Linked DNA regions of Homo sapiens: all the other regions are linked to region 1. Evidence: chromatin contacts called from ENCODE Hi-C or POLR2A ChIA-PET data. All regions are on one chromosome and are shown on one strand. The core of a region is the stretch at or near the end of the contact, and the rest is flanking DNA. Distances in the headings are between cores, read along the strand shown.

Region 1 (5,108 bases), core at 1,726-4,225:
GAACCTGGGAGGCAGTGGTTGCAGTGAGCCAAGATCATGCCAATGCACTCCAGCTTGGGCAACAAGAGAGAAACTCCATCTCAAAAACAAAAAAAACCCCAAAGCACTCAAATCTAGAAATGAAAGATCTCTAAGAGCTACCTACAGCTCGATAGCGGGGTCTGAGTCTATCTGTTAGGGAGGAGGATTTAAAGTCTGGAAGCCTACCTAACATTTTGAAAGATTCCTATCCTTTCACCAACCCACTCTTCTGGCAAAAAAGGCTTTGTATGTTGATCTTTCAATGAATTCCTTTTTGGACATTGGAAGGTAGAGGGCACGCGCCATTCTGCTCAGCGTCTGACATCCCAACAAACTGTGCCTAAGCTTCTCTGAGATGGTACATGGTAGGACCCATCCATGGATGAAAGAAATAAGGAAAATGTGCCGGTGGGTAAATTACCAACGGAAATAAAACCAGTATGTAGAGGAGACAGCTGCACTTGCTTGCTCATTGCAGCTTCATTCACAATAGCCAAGATATGGACTCTAAGTGTCCATCAGTGGATAAATGGATACAGAAACTGTGCTATATATACACAGGGGAGTATCAGCCCTGAAAAAGGAGAAAATCTCTACTTGCAACAACATGGATGAACCTGGAAAACATGATGTTGAGTGAAGCAAGCCAGGCACAGAAAAACAAATGCTGCAAGATCTCATTTATATGTGAAACGTAAACACGTTGAACTCATAGAAGCTGAGAGTGGCAGTCGCCAGGGTCTGGGCAGAGGGTAGGGAGGAGGGATAGGGAAGGCGTTGAAGAAAATGTGGTACCTCCACACAGAGGAATATTATTCAGCCTTCAAGGTGAAGGGAAACCTGTCACATGCTACGTGAGTGAACCTTGATAACATTATGCTAAGTGAAGTAAGCCAGGCAGGGAAAGACAAATACTGAATGATTCCACTTACATAAGGTACCTTAAGTATTAACAGAAGTTTTTGCCCTTACTTTCAGTGACAAAAACCGTAACTACTTCTGCACCAACCTAATAGTTAAATTCTAGAGACAGGAAGTGGAATAGTGGCTGCCAGGAGCTGTGGGGAGGGGGAATAGGGAGCTGGTATTTAATGGGGACAGAGTTTTGGTTTTTCAAGATGAAAACCTTCTGGAGATTGATTGCACAACTATACAATACACTTTATTTTATTTATCTATTTATTTTTGAAATGGAGTCTCGCTCTGTCACCCAGGCTGGAGTGCAGTGGCACAATCTCGGCTCACTGCAACCTCTGCCTCCTGGGTTCAAGTAATTCTCCTGCCTCAGCCTCCCGAGTAGCTGGGATTACAGGTGCATACCACCATGCCCAGATAATTTTTGTATTTTTGGTAGAGACAGGGTTTCACATGTTGATCAGGCTGGTCTTGATCTCCTGACCTCAAGTGATCCACCCACCTCGGCCTCCAAAGTGCTGGGATTAACCGCACCTGGCACTATTTTTAACATTACTGAACTGTACACAAAAATAGTTCAGATGGTAAATTTCATGTTACGTGTATTTTCCCACAATTAAAAACAAAACCCTAGGACATAATAGTGGCACATAAAATTTTTTTTAATGGAAAAGAGGGAAAAAAAATCTTCGTTAATTCATGACTGCTGCTCCAAGGATGAGTTGCGGGCAAGTTGCTTTATTAGCCAAAACAAAATGGAGAAGGAATAATAGGATTGAGGCACTAAACTTAAAAGCAAGACAGTCAGACTCTCTTGGGGATGAACATCTGTTCTACCTTGTAATGTGTTTGGGCTTAGCTGGGTGCATCTGTGAACAGACACACATAAATACACACACACACACACACGCACGCAGAAGGTATTTTTTTGTTGGCGCTACTCGTATGACATGGAATTTTTCTCTTCCTTCTCTAATGGGCCTTTGGAATGAATGGCAGAATTGCAGCACTGATGGCCTTGAAAAGAAAATGACACCACAATTCCAGCCATTCTCCCAGCCCTTTGGGAGGCTGAGGCGGGTGGATCACCCGAGGTCAGGAGTTTGAGACCAGCCTGGCCAACATGGCGAAACCCCGTCTCTACTAAAAACACAGAAATTAGCTGGGTGTGGTGGCGCACGCCTGTAATCCCAGCTACTCGGGAGGCTGAGGCAGGAGAATCGCTTGAACCCGGGAGGTGGAGGCTGTAGTGAGCCAAGATCGCGCCTCTGCACTCCAGCCTAGGTGACAGAGCAAGACTCTGTCAAAAAAAAAAAAAAAAAAAAAAAAAAAATTCCAGACATTCCAGTATTTTCTAGGAAAGCCAGATGTTTTGATGTCGGTGAGCTTTTTTAGATGGAGCAGACTGATGTGCACGGCAACCCCATCCCTGACCCTCCACCACCCCGGGGCCCACTCCTGGGAGACAGATCAGTGCTAAGTGAGGCCCAGGGGTGCTGTGAAGTCTCTCTAAGGCAGACTTGCTAAACAAACAGAAGAACAATATCAACAGCAGCACAAGAGTTTTTCTGGCCATGTAAAACGTCACAGGCTCTACTTCTGGCTTAATCCCTTATTGTGTAGTTTTGGGAGGACCCTTTCACCCTTCTTGTTTGTGAAAAACGGGAATCATATCTGGCCCGCTTCTTATAAGCTTCTTGTGAGATCCAGTGAAAAGTAGCAAAGTCAAGATGATTTGTCTTATGGGACAACTATAAATGTTATGATAAATATCTGCTTTGATGATGCACTTGTCCCCGTTTCTGAAAATAAAGTTGCAAACAGAATTTTGCAATGTTACTGATTTCCAATATAAAAATGCTACCCACTACTCTTACCTCGATATTTACATGCTAAAGTTTACTTTATAATTTAGAAAAAATAGGCTTTGCCTTAAGGAATCATCTGAAGGTAGACCCAGGGAGAATGATAAGGAAATATAAGATGCACCTAATACAATCTTTGCTCAATTTGCTGGGCCAGGGACACATGCAATTTCCGAGACTTGCCCACAAGGCGGCGTCAAAGCAACCAGAAACGTCTCTGAACCACATATCTTTGTAAACAACTTCGTTTTGGCAGGACAAACAAAAAGAAAATTTGGAAGGACAGGAGACAGCTGTGGTGCAAATTAAGGCTTCAAAGCTTGGCGATGTTGGTAAAAAATTTCAGTTTTACCTTAGGAGGAAGAAGTAAAACGCAAACTCACACGTGCAGCAGAGTGTTCGCCTCAGGAATACTGATATGTGTTAGGAGTTTTGCAGACGTTATGTCTTTTATTGATAAGAACCCCCCTGAGCTAGGCACAGTTATCCCTCTCCTATAGGGGGTGATGATTGGGCTTAGAAAGGCCAAAGGTCTTACTTAAAGTCTCCTAGTTAGTGAGCTGAGAGCAATGTTCTGAATCTGGTCTTTCAGGATTTTACCACGTGATGTTCCTTCCATAGCATAATGTGCCTCTTGGTTTTAAACCTCAAGCTGTCATGGTCACACTATGCTCAGTTTTTTTTTTTTTTTTTTTTTTTTGGAGACAGAGTCTCGCTTATGTTGGCCAGGCTGGAGTGCAGTGGCGCGATCTCAGCTCACTGCAACCTCCGCCTCCCAAGTTCAAGCGATTCTCCTACTTTAGCCTCCTGGGGAGCTGGGATTACAGGTGTGTGCCACCACATCCAGCTAATTTTTGTATTTTTAGTAGAGACGGGGTTTCACCATGTTGGCCAGGCTGGTCTCGAACTCCTGACCTCAGGTGATCCGCCTACCTCCGCCTCCCAAAGTCCTGGGATTATAGGCATGAGCCACCATGCCCGGCCCATGCCCAATTTTTAAAGAGACTGTGGTGGAGAAACACCAGCAAGGGTGGCCCCTTTCTCTCTCAGCCCCGGGACCTTGCCTCATTGTGATCTCTTCTTGTGTTCTGCTCTTTTTCAGTCCTTGCTTTGACCCAAAGAATCAGATGCACAGCTCAAAATGCACAAGGAAACCCGGGAAAGCAGCGAGAGAGGAACAGTGGTTTCACCGAACGACGCCAGAGCAAGCCTCATCTGTTCTCCTTCAGCCTCAGAAGCTGGGAAGTCAGGTCTGGACAGGCGGGGCTCTGCCACCATGATGTGCAACTGGGTGAGTGCTGCCCCAGCAGTCAGTGACCTCCTGGGGCCAATACCAGTGTGGTTTCCAGGGAAATCCGACTTTCTCCAGGGAGCTGCTTCCATGCATTGCAATCCCATCTGGATTTACTGAGTGTCTAGTGTGCCATAGAAAGTATGATGTTTCCGGCTGGGCGCAGTGGCTCACACCTGTAATCCCAGCACTTTGGGAGGCCAAGGCGGGCGGATCATGAGGTTAAGAGATCGAGACCATCCTGGCCAACATGGTGAAACCCTGTCTCTACTAAAAATACATAAATTAGCCGGGCATGGTGGCACGCGCCTGTAGTCCCAGCTACTCGGGAGGCTGAGGCAGGAGAATTGCCTGAACCTGGGAGGCGGAGGTTGCAGCGAGCCATGATTGTGCCACTGCACTCCAGCCTGGGCAACAGAGCAAGACTCCACCTCAAAAAAAAAAAAAAAAAGTACGATATTTCCCTGTTTAACTGCCTTCCTATTCTTTGTCAAAATGAGTTTGCACCTCCAAAGAGACATCAGCCTCTCTTTGCTCCTATTATAGGAACACAGGGGGAACAGTGGGGCTTTTGAGACGCACTTTAGCTCTCAGGAGGTGCAGCCTAGTGAGACGATCCCCAGTTGAGGGAGCACAGGTGTGTTTTTCATGTGTAGCTCCTGACTCTGCTACGAAATGCATGAGCTTCTGAGATTTGAGTTCTCCTCACAGGAACGATGGGTGCCTGCCAGATGGCCTCTGTCCCAGCAGTTGTGTGTTCCTGTGTTTTAATTCTCTGCCTCACCTAGTCGGCCTTCCCCAGGCCACAGAGTCCCCTCCCTGAAGGTGCTTACAGACACGTTTGTAGGTGAGACAGCAGCGGAACACTCATAAAGACCCTGCAGGGCAGCATCGACTTAGAATCACACAAGAGAGGCTAACATTTCTCTAAGGCACTGAGGAGGGAGAACACAGCTCCAGTTTTGTTTGGTTTTTGAGGGCAAAAGGGGCAATGGGGAACTGAGTGAGGTGAAAGA
Region 2 (5,108 bases), core at 1,295-3,794, 110 kb after region 1:
ACTGCACTCCAGCCTGAGCAACAAAGCAAGACCCTGTCTTGGGAAAAAAAAAAAAAAAAAAAAAGCAACACTTAATATGAGCTACCTGGAAGAGGCAAATTCATAGAGACAAAGAGTAGAAGGGGGTGGCCTGGGACTGAAAGGAGAGGGAAATGGAGAGTTACTGCTTACTGGGTACAGAGCTTCTGCTTGGGTCATGAAAACGTTCTGGAAACAGTCATGAATCTAATTAATGCCACTGCACTTTACACTTAAAGTGGTTAAAATTGTAAATTTTATGTTTATTTTCACTACAATAAAAAACAATGAATTATGTAAGCATTTGATTTATTGCTGAATTTGCCAACAATCTTGGCTTTATTTTTGATCTTATTCCTGGCCTGTTTATTTTCCAATTTCCTAAACGGGCTGTCCCACACTTGTTCCCCTTATGTCTCCAAAACCATGACTCTGCCTTCTCCACCTCGGCAGATGAGCTTGTTAATTTTAAGGAAAAACTGGAAGCCGCAAGACATAAATGGCTCAACTTCCTTCGCTCTGGTTCAACTTATCCCAGTCTCCATCTAGTTCTTCCCTGAATGCCTCATGCATACATGATCCTAACCCTGTACACACTCTTGGAATTGTTCTTTTCTTTAACCCCTTGCCATTCTTGTGATTTCTGCCTGTCTCCCACTCCCGCTTATAAACACCCTCCGGTTTTGCAACCTCTAACAACTTCTGCCGTGGCTTCTCCCGCTGCTATGGCCTTACCTCCCTTCCTTCACCAACCAGCTTCCTGAACCATCTTTGCTTCCTCCCCTTCCATTCGCTTCTCTGCCCTCTGCCATATGGATTCCTCCAGCCAGCACTCTGTGGATCTATCTTGCTCCCTGCAAGAGCGCTGATGACTTGGTCATTTCCAGACCCTGCGGCTGGAAATGGTCTTCCTCCTCAACCAGAGACCTTCTTCCTTTTGTTCCAGAGACCTTTCTCTATACCAAATGTAACTCTGTACTATCAATTGTATTTTAATTCAATTTCTTGGTCTTCCTCCTTGACACTGCACAGGACACTGTCGACTCCCTTCTTCTCTCCTGCTCTCCTTCCCTCTCAGCTCACTCTTCAGCTTATTCTGTTGGTTTCACTTCTTTACCTAACTATTTTGGAATACATTTTGACTTTCCTCCCCCTTTTTTTTAAACCAACATTTCTGGTCAATCTCATCTATTTTGATGGCTCCTATGACCCTCTACCTAGTAGTAGCCTCAAAAAGAATATCTTTCTTGAACTATACATTCACTTTCTTCGGTCCCCTGTATTCAACTCCATATTGGACCTTTCCAGGTGATGTTCCACCAGCCCCTCAAACACAACTGAAACAAACATGAATTCTACTTTTTCCAGTGTCTGTACCTCTCCTCTCTGTCCTGTCTTGATCAATGGAATTACCACTTACTGAGTCTTCCAAGCTAGAAATATTGGAACCAGCTGAGTTCTCCTTCATCTTCATCTCCTCCAACCATCTACGCAACAAGTCCCATGGATTTTTCTGGTTATTTTTGTTGCATTTCATCACTGCTCTTCAGTCTTTTAGCTCTGGAACTTCAGACATTTTCTCTTAATAATTTCATGATTCCAATAGATGTTTAATTACTTATCCCCTTGCTCTTTCACGCTGCCTTTTCCACCCCTACACGGGCCATGTGAGCTGTCTTTTAAAAAAATCTCTTCCTTGCTTTGAAACATGAAGCAGATTCTCTTTGTCTGAACTATAAAGTCCAGACTCATGACCCACACAACCTCTTTATTACAGATCAACTTCAAAATTTTAAGGGGATTCCATTATGGCTAAAGATATATATTAAACAAGGCATTTTAAAAAGATGTTTTGGTTTCTTAAAATGGATCCTTCTGAATAGCCTTGAAATTGTTCAAAAGAACTCTAAAGAAAACAATCTTCCCTTACACACTACTAAAGATGTAAACAGACATACAGTACTATTTTGTTTTTTTTAAAAAAGGCTTAGTAAACACAAAGAGGAGTTACATACTGAAACCCACAGCTGATTTAATTTGCAAAACCACAGCGTTAGCTTGACTAAAGTAAAGATGACACAGATAAAATGCAACCAGAAAACTGAGATAAAAGATACAGGATAAATAACTTAAGCTGATGGTTTAGCAAGCAAACATCATGGGTGTAACATGAAGATCTGAGAAGTGACTTCGGTCCAGGAAACTCACTCCACAGAGTCCCTAGGAGCAGCAGGTTTTTAGGAGAATCACAGCATGCTGGAATATCGTCATCTATTCTTGCACTTGTGAGGAGGTGGTCACCGTGATGCAGGAAGAGAAATAAGATTTTAAAGTTGAAGTTGAGGGGTCTAATTTCTTATTTTACTATTTTTATCTCTATGTTAGGAAGATTTGGGGAAAATTCTCAGAGACAGTCTTTATCCTTAGGGTGTAAGAGAAGGGGGCGACGAGAAACTTCATTCAGAGCTGAACTAGGGCTATTGATTCTCCGGTGAGACATTTAGAGAGTCCCAAGTGCATGGTCACGCGCAGAGAGGCAGGTCCCGTCAGCGGTGACATGTGCTGCCGTTAAAAGCAGGGCAGAAGGTGAGAGCTTGGGCCTGGGCTGCATGAGTGGGAATTAATCAGGCAATTCTTGGGGTTCTTTCTACTCATTGGCCTATCTGCTAACATTTCAGCAATAGGCAATAAAAAGTTAAGGTTTAAAAAGAAAAGTTACGTATCCTCATTAGGAACATAAATGACCACAGTCAGATACCTTATACTACGCTCACTAGGAAGAAATATTCATTAGTCACCAACTAGGTGCCAGGAAAAGAACTGGCAAAGGAACTTCTGGGTAATAAAAGAGCCCTGGTCCCAGCCCTTGAGGACTGGGGCAGATAAGAGCTGTGCATTGTTTGGGCCAGGGAAGGAGGGACATGCCTTTTTCTAGATCATCTAGTGACTCCTTTGTAATTTTTTTTCTTTTGAGATAGTCTCGCTCTGCCACCCAGGCTGGAGTGCAGTGGCAGTTTCGGCTCACTGCAATTTCCACCTCCTGGGTTCAAGAGATTCTCCTGCCTCAGCCTCCTGAGTAGCTGGGACTACAGGCATCCACCACCACACCCAGCTAATTTTTATATTTTTAGTAGAGATGGGATTTCGCCAAGTTGGCCAGGATGGTCTCGAACTCCTGACCTCAGGTGATCTGCCTGCCTCGGCCTCCCAAAGTGCTGAGATTACAGGTGTGAGCCACCGTGCCTGGCCTGTATCTTTTTCTGTTAACCATGATTTTGTGGCAGCAAGTACAATATCAGATATTTTTCTTCACTCTCCATCAAAAAAGGAAACATTTAATAATCTAAAAACAGGCCAGGTTCTAGAAATTCTCTTTACCTCTTCACCGTCTTTGTTTTATTGTTCTTTGAGTTTTGTGTGTGTGTGTTTGTTTTTATTGATACATCATATTTTGCATATTTATGGGGCACATGTGGTATTTCGTTACGTACACAGAATGTGTAGTGGTCAAGTCACTGTATTTGAGGTGCCTGACTTTACCTTATTTGTGTGTTATTTACTTAGCTATTGTCTTTCTACTCCAAAAAAAAGTAGGCATAGGCTTGACGAGGGTCAGTACCTTTCTCCTTCTCTTCTCCCCTGTATTTTAAACGCCCAGAAAAAGCCCTGACATGTTAGGTGTTTGATCAGTCAACATTTAGTGACTGAATAAAACCCAGCTTTCCCCTTCTCCTTGAAAATATCCATTTTCTCTTTGTTACTGCCTAAGCCACCCTAATGGGTGAAGGGAATCTCAGCAGTGCTTGCATTTTTAAGAGGATCTGTGTCCCCTAAGATCCTAGCTGACAGCATTTCAGGTGCTGGATAGAATAAGGTGTAGGGAGAACTTTCTGGAGTATTTTGAGACTAGGTGAGGAGCGGCGTGCTACAGGCAGTCATCCTTGATTTGCTGGGAAGCCTACTGGAAGGAGAAAGAAACCCCTCTGTGCTGTTTTTGGTTTTCACAGCTTCTTCTTCCCCTCCATGACTGAATCTAAAAACCTTCTGCAAACACTGGCTGGGAGGCAGCGCATCATGGAACCATCAGGACAAAATGAACCCGTAGAAAGTGTGGCGACTTTGTCTCCGCCCCTGAGATAGTGTTTCACGGATATGCTGCACTTCGTGGCTATTCTAATTTTTCTCCGTATTCATTTTCAGGCCTAATGCTTACATACTCAGTGAATTGTTCAGCCTCTGAAAATGTGTCTATTTGGTCAAATATAAATAATCCATTTTATTTTCTATTTTAGAAACCAAGCCAAAACAAAGTATAGGTTTCTTGAAATTTTAAAAATTATTCTTTTGAGGCCAGGCGCGGTGTCTCATGTCTGTAATCCCAGCGCTTTGGGAGGCCGAGGCGGGTGGATCACGAGGTCAGGACATCAAGACCATCCTGGCTAACACAGTGAAACCCCATCTTCACTAAAAATACAAAAAATTAGCCAGGCGTGGTGGTGGGCACCTGTAGACCCAGCTACTCAGGAGGCTGAGGCAGGAGAACGGCATAAGCCTGGGAGGTGGAGTTTGCAGTGAGCCGAGATTGCACCACTGCACTCCAGCCTGGGCGACAGAGGGAGACTCCATTTCAAAAAAAAAAAAAAATTTATTCTTTTCAAATTGCTGACTAAAAAATTCTTCCTTGAGGCTGGGTGCTCATACCTGTAATCCCAGCACTCTGGGAGGCCAAGACAGGCAGATTGCTTGAGTCCAAGGGTTTGAGGCTAGCCTGGGCAACACAGCGAAACTGTGTCTCTACTAAAAATACAAAAAGTTAGCTGGGTGTGGTGGTGTGCACCTGTAATCCTAGCTACTCAGGAGGCTGAGGTGGGAGGATCACCTGAGCCTGGGAGGTGCAGCCTACATTGAGCTGAGATTGTGCTGTACTCCAGCCTGGACCACCAGAGTGAGACCCTGTCTCAAAAAAAAAAAAAAAAAAAAAAAAAAAGAAACAAGAAAAAAAGAAATGTTTCCTTGAATAAGGGTATCTTTTTGAACTTTTTGGAATCTTGTGCTTCAGGACCCTGTCAAATATTACTAAACAATACATA
Region 3 (5,108 bases), core at 1,138-3,637, 84 kb after region 1:
CACTCTTCTCCTGACTCTGAGGCAGGTGCATAATGGATTTGTTCCTCTGCTCCCTGTTCTCACACATTTACCTTATCTTATGTAAGACATGGATTTGGTAAGCGCTAATTAGAGCCTCACTGCCTCCCTCCTCCCTCTTCCCTCCTGCTTGCCCCCTCTCCTTAAGCACTGAGTTCCTAAAACCCTCTTTGGAAAGCACAGGTCACAGGTGCTTCTGGGGCTGGTGTTTTTCCCGGGTGTGTCCTCAAACTTTAGCTCAATAAACCTCAACTGATAGAGAAACTTGCCTCAGTCACTCATTTTTTGGTTAACATGTTCTACATGAATAAACCGTTCCCACCCATCTCCACCCTCCTCTTCTCATGTTGCAGGATCTGCTGATCTGCAGAACCATTTCTGCACTATCCTTGGCCATGTCATAGGCTGGGGTGGGGTGGGGGCGCATCCTCCTCGGTTGGCAGGGGTGAGAGGGTCCCTGACACAGTCCAGCATCGCCTGGGACGCTGTGAACAGACGACCAACTTATTTGCCTGAACGTTTTAGCCATCTCCATCGATCTGGCCTTTGTTATAACTGGTGGACATGCTTCTCCATCTCCCTGTCTCCTGATCTGCCTCTCCGTTTGTTCTAAGCACAAGCATAGCCAAGAGGGCTTATGTGTTGGATCTCCCACAACCCACAAAACTGTGCAAAGGACTCACAGTGAGTAAGCAACAGCACCTGAACCCAGCTTTGGTGGCTAAGTGTCTCCACCCAAACTAATACGTTATTTCTTGTTAGCAAATGTCTTTGAAGGTTAGGTCAGGGAGGACATGAATGCATAGAGTTTTCGCTGTAGACTGTTTCTGTCTGCTCCCACCTGTCCCTACTTGCAAAGGACATGTTATGACTGTAGGGACAGGCTTTCCTGGCAACTTGCTTAATTATCTTAAGCACTATTAGGATGTTTCTCCTTGTACCTGGGGCTTAATGATCTTTCTTTCTACTCCATGGCTGTGGTTTGAAGAATGAAGAATTGGGTGATATAAACAGAGATGGAGTTTCTCGGAATACCCTAAGTTCTCTTCTGGATGTCAGGGCGCCTGTGCCTATCTGGGTAATTTTCTCAGCATGTCATAAGCCTGTGCAATTCCCTCCAAGCTTCTGCCATTCATGCCTTTAGAAGTGGCTGATTGGGATCAATGAGGATTTCTATGGACAAAGTCTAGAAAGAAGCTAACTTCATCAGATAAAGTTGGGAGGAACTCAGCCTCCCTGGCATCATTTTCTAACCATGGTTAGGATAATCACTTACTAGACACAAAGATGCTGCCTTCTGTAGGAGTAAATGGAAATGTAGGACTCTGCTTCTTGTGTCAAAATTTACTCTGAAAAGACAACCTTCTCTCTGACTCTACCATCTTGTGACCCAGCAGCTCTAACTGAGATGCTGGATCCCTTGCAGTCCTCCTGACATTTCTTCCTGTCATGTAGGTGCTCAGTGAGGAAGAGCACACCACCCAAAACAGGGGCGTCAAGTTGGGGCCAGGGACTCAGGTGCTCTGGTCAAAGGGTACCTAGACTGAGAAGGGGATCTGAAGCCCCTGGGCATGAGGCTTTGCCATTCTCGAACCTTTGCATGGCCGAGTTCAAAAAGGCACAGAGACCCAGGAAGGAGTTAACATGTGAAGGAGCTTGCAGTTTGTAAATGTTGGTGTCATGGAGTATAGGCCAGCTCTATCAGTTTCCAAGCTGTACAGTCTTGGACAAGTGACTTAATCTTTCTGTGACTACATTATCATATCTGCAAAACAAGGTATATAATGGACCCACTTCATCAGGGTCTATGAAGGATTGGGTCTATGTCTGTGTTGTGATGATTTAATGAATTAATCCATGGAAAATGCGTATGACAGTGTTTGGTGGAAAAGATGGCTACGATGATCACACCACACTTTTCTAAAACATCCTTAGAAATTCTCCCTCATGAAAATACCATAGGAACTTGTTTCATGGGTCATCAGACATGGCCCAGAACACCTCTGAACCACTTGCCAAGGGGATGAAGTGACACACACATTTGTTTTTTGCTGTTAGTCACGAAGCATTTGGAATATCTGCCTACTATATTGCAAAGCACTGCACTGGATATGCATATGGGACAGGGTCATGTTCTCAACACATCATGGGGTAGGTATGGGGCAAACCTCTCCTTCCTAGGGCGCGGTCAGAGAAGGAGCCTTCGAGAGCCTGGGCTCCACTTTCTTAACCTTTGATCCCATGAATAGAGACATGGCTGGTTCCCATGAACTTGGCGTCAGAGTCAGAGCAAGAAATGGCAAAGTGAGCTGTCGCCCTTGGGTACACCAGTAGCAAAAACACTCCTGTCCTCCTATGCTGCTGTGACACCACACCCCACTTCCTCCCGCGGGCGTGTGACACTTTTCAAAGAAAATACAGTATTTGGTAGTATCAATACAGCAAGCGGAAGCAGCAGTGCTCAGTCCGCAGTGAGCTAACAGTTTTATAGAGAATACTCTACGGAAGCCCGCATGTGCCGGCTCTGCCCGGCAACGGGGGACTGGGCTATCACAGTCACAGGGGGGGTTGTTGCAAATAGAGGGACAGGGTGGACTAGGGAAGGGCACCGGGGGAAGAGAAAGAAAGTGCAGAAAGAAAGAGCTGGGTCTATCTGGGCAGATGCATGCGTTTAGGGCAATGTGAATTGCTCACATCCAGTTGCAGTCAGAAACGTCGCCAGCTTACAAATGCAAGTGTCGTAAAAACTTGGCTGCAGTTGTTTGGGGTTTAGAATCCACAGAAACTCTAAAATTAGGTAATACTTAGGTTCCTAGGCCAGCCCCTTCACTGACCGTTCATCTGCTAATTCAGAAAGGAGCCAAAAGGAATATATGAAACTGACCACCCATTGGCATTGTTCTAGCTTACGGGACTCTCTATTTTTCCTCCTCACTGTGACGTTTCAGAGTTACTGTAGGCTGAGTATCCACTGGAGGCCTAATTTCTGAATTCAGAAAACTATTAAGTTGTTTTATGATGTGAGAAAAGGACATCTGTACTCTCACCTGTCAGCAGGGTGGAGCCCACATGTTCTCAGAGATGGTCCTGGAGAAACAGCAACATCAGCATCCCTGAGACCTCTTTAAAAATGCAAATCCTGCAGCCCCACCCAGAGCTGCTGGGTGAGAAGCTCTGGGGTGAGGATGGAGCTTTAGCAAGGCCGCCAGGGAACGGATGCATATTGAAGTTCGCAAAGCTGCCCTGGAGTCAGCTCCACCAGGCCAGGCCAGCAGCTTTCTCGTTTCTATTTGCTCAGAATCCAGCACAGTGCCTGGTGGTTCTAAATCAGTGGTTCTCAGAGGGTGATGTTGCTCCTCTGAGCAACATTTGGCAATGTCTGGAGACAGATATTTTTGGTTGTCACAAATGGCGGGAGGGTGTGCTTCTGGTATCTAGTAGGGTGAGGTCAGAGATACAGCTCAACAACCTACGATGACAGGCTAGTCCCCCAAGCACCCCCCCAAAACCAATAGTGCGGAGGCTGAGAAACCCTGTTCTAAATAAATGGCAATGCCGAGAATATCTCCCCAACCCATTCCTCACCACTTCTCATCACTTCCTCATGTTCAGTGAATTCTGGCCCCACCCAGAGAATGGAAGAAGGTAGATTGAGGGACTCTGTCTCTCTCTCTTTCCCATATTCCCTTCTCATTTAGGGACCACACGTGGCACAGGAATTGACCATGTAAGATGTTCATAATAAGCATCTTTGGAATAAGTAAATGGATGAATCCATTATAATAAGACAGGAAATAAATCAGTTAGTGGATCTGTTTTTTGTTTTTTTGTTTTTTTCATTTTGAAAGCTGAAAGTGCCCTTATTGATCTCGTGGTCTGCCCTCTCATGTAACAGAAGAGAGAACTGAGGCTCAGAAAATTAAGGTGAGTGATCAAAGCTATCTACCTAATTAGCAGCAGGAAGGGATTAGGAGCCAGTTCTCCCAGCGCCTCCCTCGGTCCTCTTTTGGCCGGGCCAGTGTTTGACTCTTCCAGGCATCACTCAGTGAGGATCTGATTTGAATAGGTGATTGGATTTGCTCATGCACAGAGTATTAATATTACATATGCCGAAGGATTGTTTAATCGGCCAGATGTCGGACCCTATCAGACTTAATGCTTGTGACTTGTACTGATTTCTGAGCAGTGTAGCAGCATCCAGTGCAGTAGCTGGCATTCAATCAGCCAGTGGCCGGGTGAAATGCTCATTCTTCATACTTTAAAAGGGGCTTTTCTATATTCATCATATGCATATAATATGAAGAGATTAAAAGCTTAGCTTCTTTAAGAAAAACATGGTTTAAAAACAGTACTTGGTTATGGGATACATAGTTGGCAAATGTCAAGCTTCTACTTTACTTGGTGAATTTGTCCTGAGCCATTCAGATTATTTTGTGACAAGAGACATTGCTTGAAATGTGCTTCGGTCTACAGTCATCCCACCCCGACTGCACCCAATCTTGACATGTGCTTCAGTCTACAGTCATCCCACCCCGAATGCACCCAATCTTGACATGTGCTTCAGTCTACAGTCATCCCACCCCGACTGCACCCAATCTTGTCTGAAACGTACTTCAGCCTGTTCTTACAAGACACCAATCTCTCAAGAGAACATGACAGCATTTTTTAACTGCAATTTCATTATTCTCCAGAGCAGAAGGTAGATGGAGTGAATACCTTCATTTTTAAAAGGAGTCCATTATAGATTAGTGGCAAATAACTAATAGGCAAGAGCACTTTACAGTTTACAAATAGCTTTTCAAAGATGAGAATAACTAAGAGGCTGCTAAATCTAAGAGATATTGGTAATTTATTTCTTCACTGGCCCTTTACCACAGAGTTAAAGAAGCACTATTCTGTGGATCCTGTTTTACTGCAATACTTGCTAAATTGCAATCTATTCTAATTTTCTATTTTTTTCATATTCCCCCCTGAATCTAAGCTCTATGACTTCAAAAGTAATGTTTAGATTTTGTTTTTTTAAAAAATAGGTTTTATTTTTTAGAGCAGTTTTAGGTTCACAGTAAAATAAGAAGGTACAGAGAATTCCC

Evidence for each region. Hi-C counts contacts between places; a loop is a spot of excess contacts on that map. ChIA-PET counts read pairs that join two places held with the same protein, here RNA polymerase II (POLR2A). Pooled maps may share reads with other maps.
Region 2: a loop to region 1 is called in a map of GM18951, with 2.4 times the contacts of the local background. The contact joins two enhancer-like sites. A Hi-C loop is called at or near these places in 3 of 168 maps with a recorded cell type or tissue (Calu3, GM18951 and naive thymus-derived CD4-positive, alpha-beta T cell), 7 of 37 single-sample maps with no recorded cell type and 10 of 50 pooled maps. POLR2A ChIA-PET finds 5 or more read pairs at or near these places in 4 of 52 experiments (GM12878, T-cell, activated T-cell and 1 more).
Region 3: a loop to region 1 is called in a pooled map, with 2.3 times the contacts of the local background. The contact joins two enhancer-like sites. A Hi-C loop is called at or near these places in 7 of 37 single-sample maps with no recorded cell type and 10 of 50 pooled maps. POLR2A ChIA-PET finds 5 or more read pairs at or near these places in 3 of 52 experiments (GM12878, activated T-cell and activated naive CD4-positive, alpha-beta T cell).

What each region holds. Positions count from the first base shown.
Region 1 is chr10:6,442,881-6,447,988 of GRCh38, forward strand. The region is part of intron 15 of PRKCQ (protein kinase C theta); the gene reads right to left. Among named protein-coding and RNA genes, the nearest start is that of LINC02656, 95 kb to the left of the region's middle. RefSeq lists an enhancer at 11-180. Within about 2 kb of position 2,976, at least 3 of the 41 ENCODE cell types and tissues checked have a DNase peak (open chromatin) inside an H3K27ac peak, as active enhancers do.
Region 2 is chr10:6,556,392-6,561,499 of GRCh38, forward strand. The region is part of intron 1 of PRKCQ (protein kinase C theta); the gene reads right to left. Among named protein-coding and RNA genes, the nearest start is that of PRKCQ, 21 kb to the right of the region's middle. Within about 2 kb of position 2,545, at least 5 of the 41 ENCODE cell types and tissues checked have a DNase peak (open chromatin) inside an H3K27ac peak, as active enhancers do.
Region 3 is chr10:6,527,969-6,533,076 of GRCh38, forward strand. All of the region lies in intron 1 of PRKCQ (protein kinase C theta), which reads right to left. Among named protein-coding and RNA genes, the nearest start is that of PRKCQ, 50 kb to the right of the region's middle. Within about 2 kb of position 2,388, at least 4 of the 41 ENCODE cell types and tissues checked have a DNase peak (open chromatin) inside an H3K27ac peak, as active enhancers do.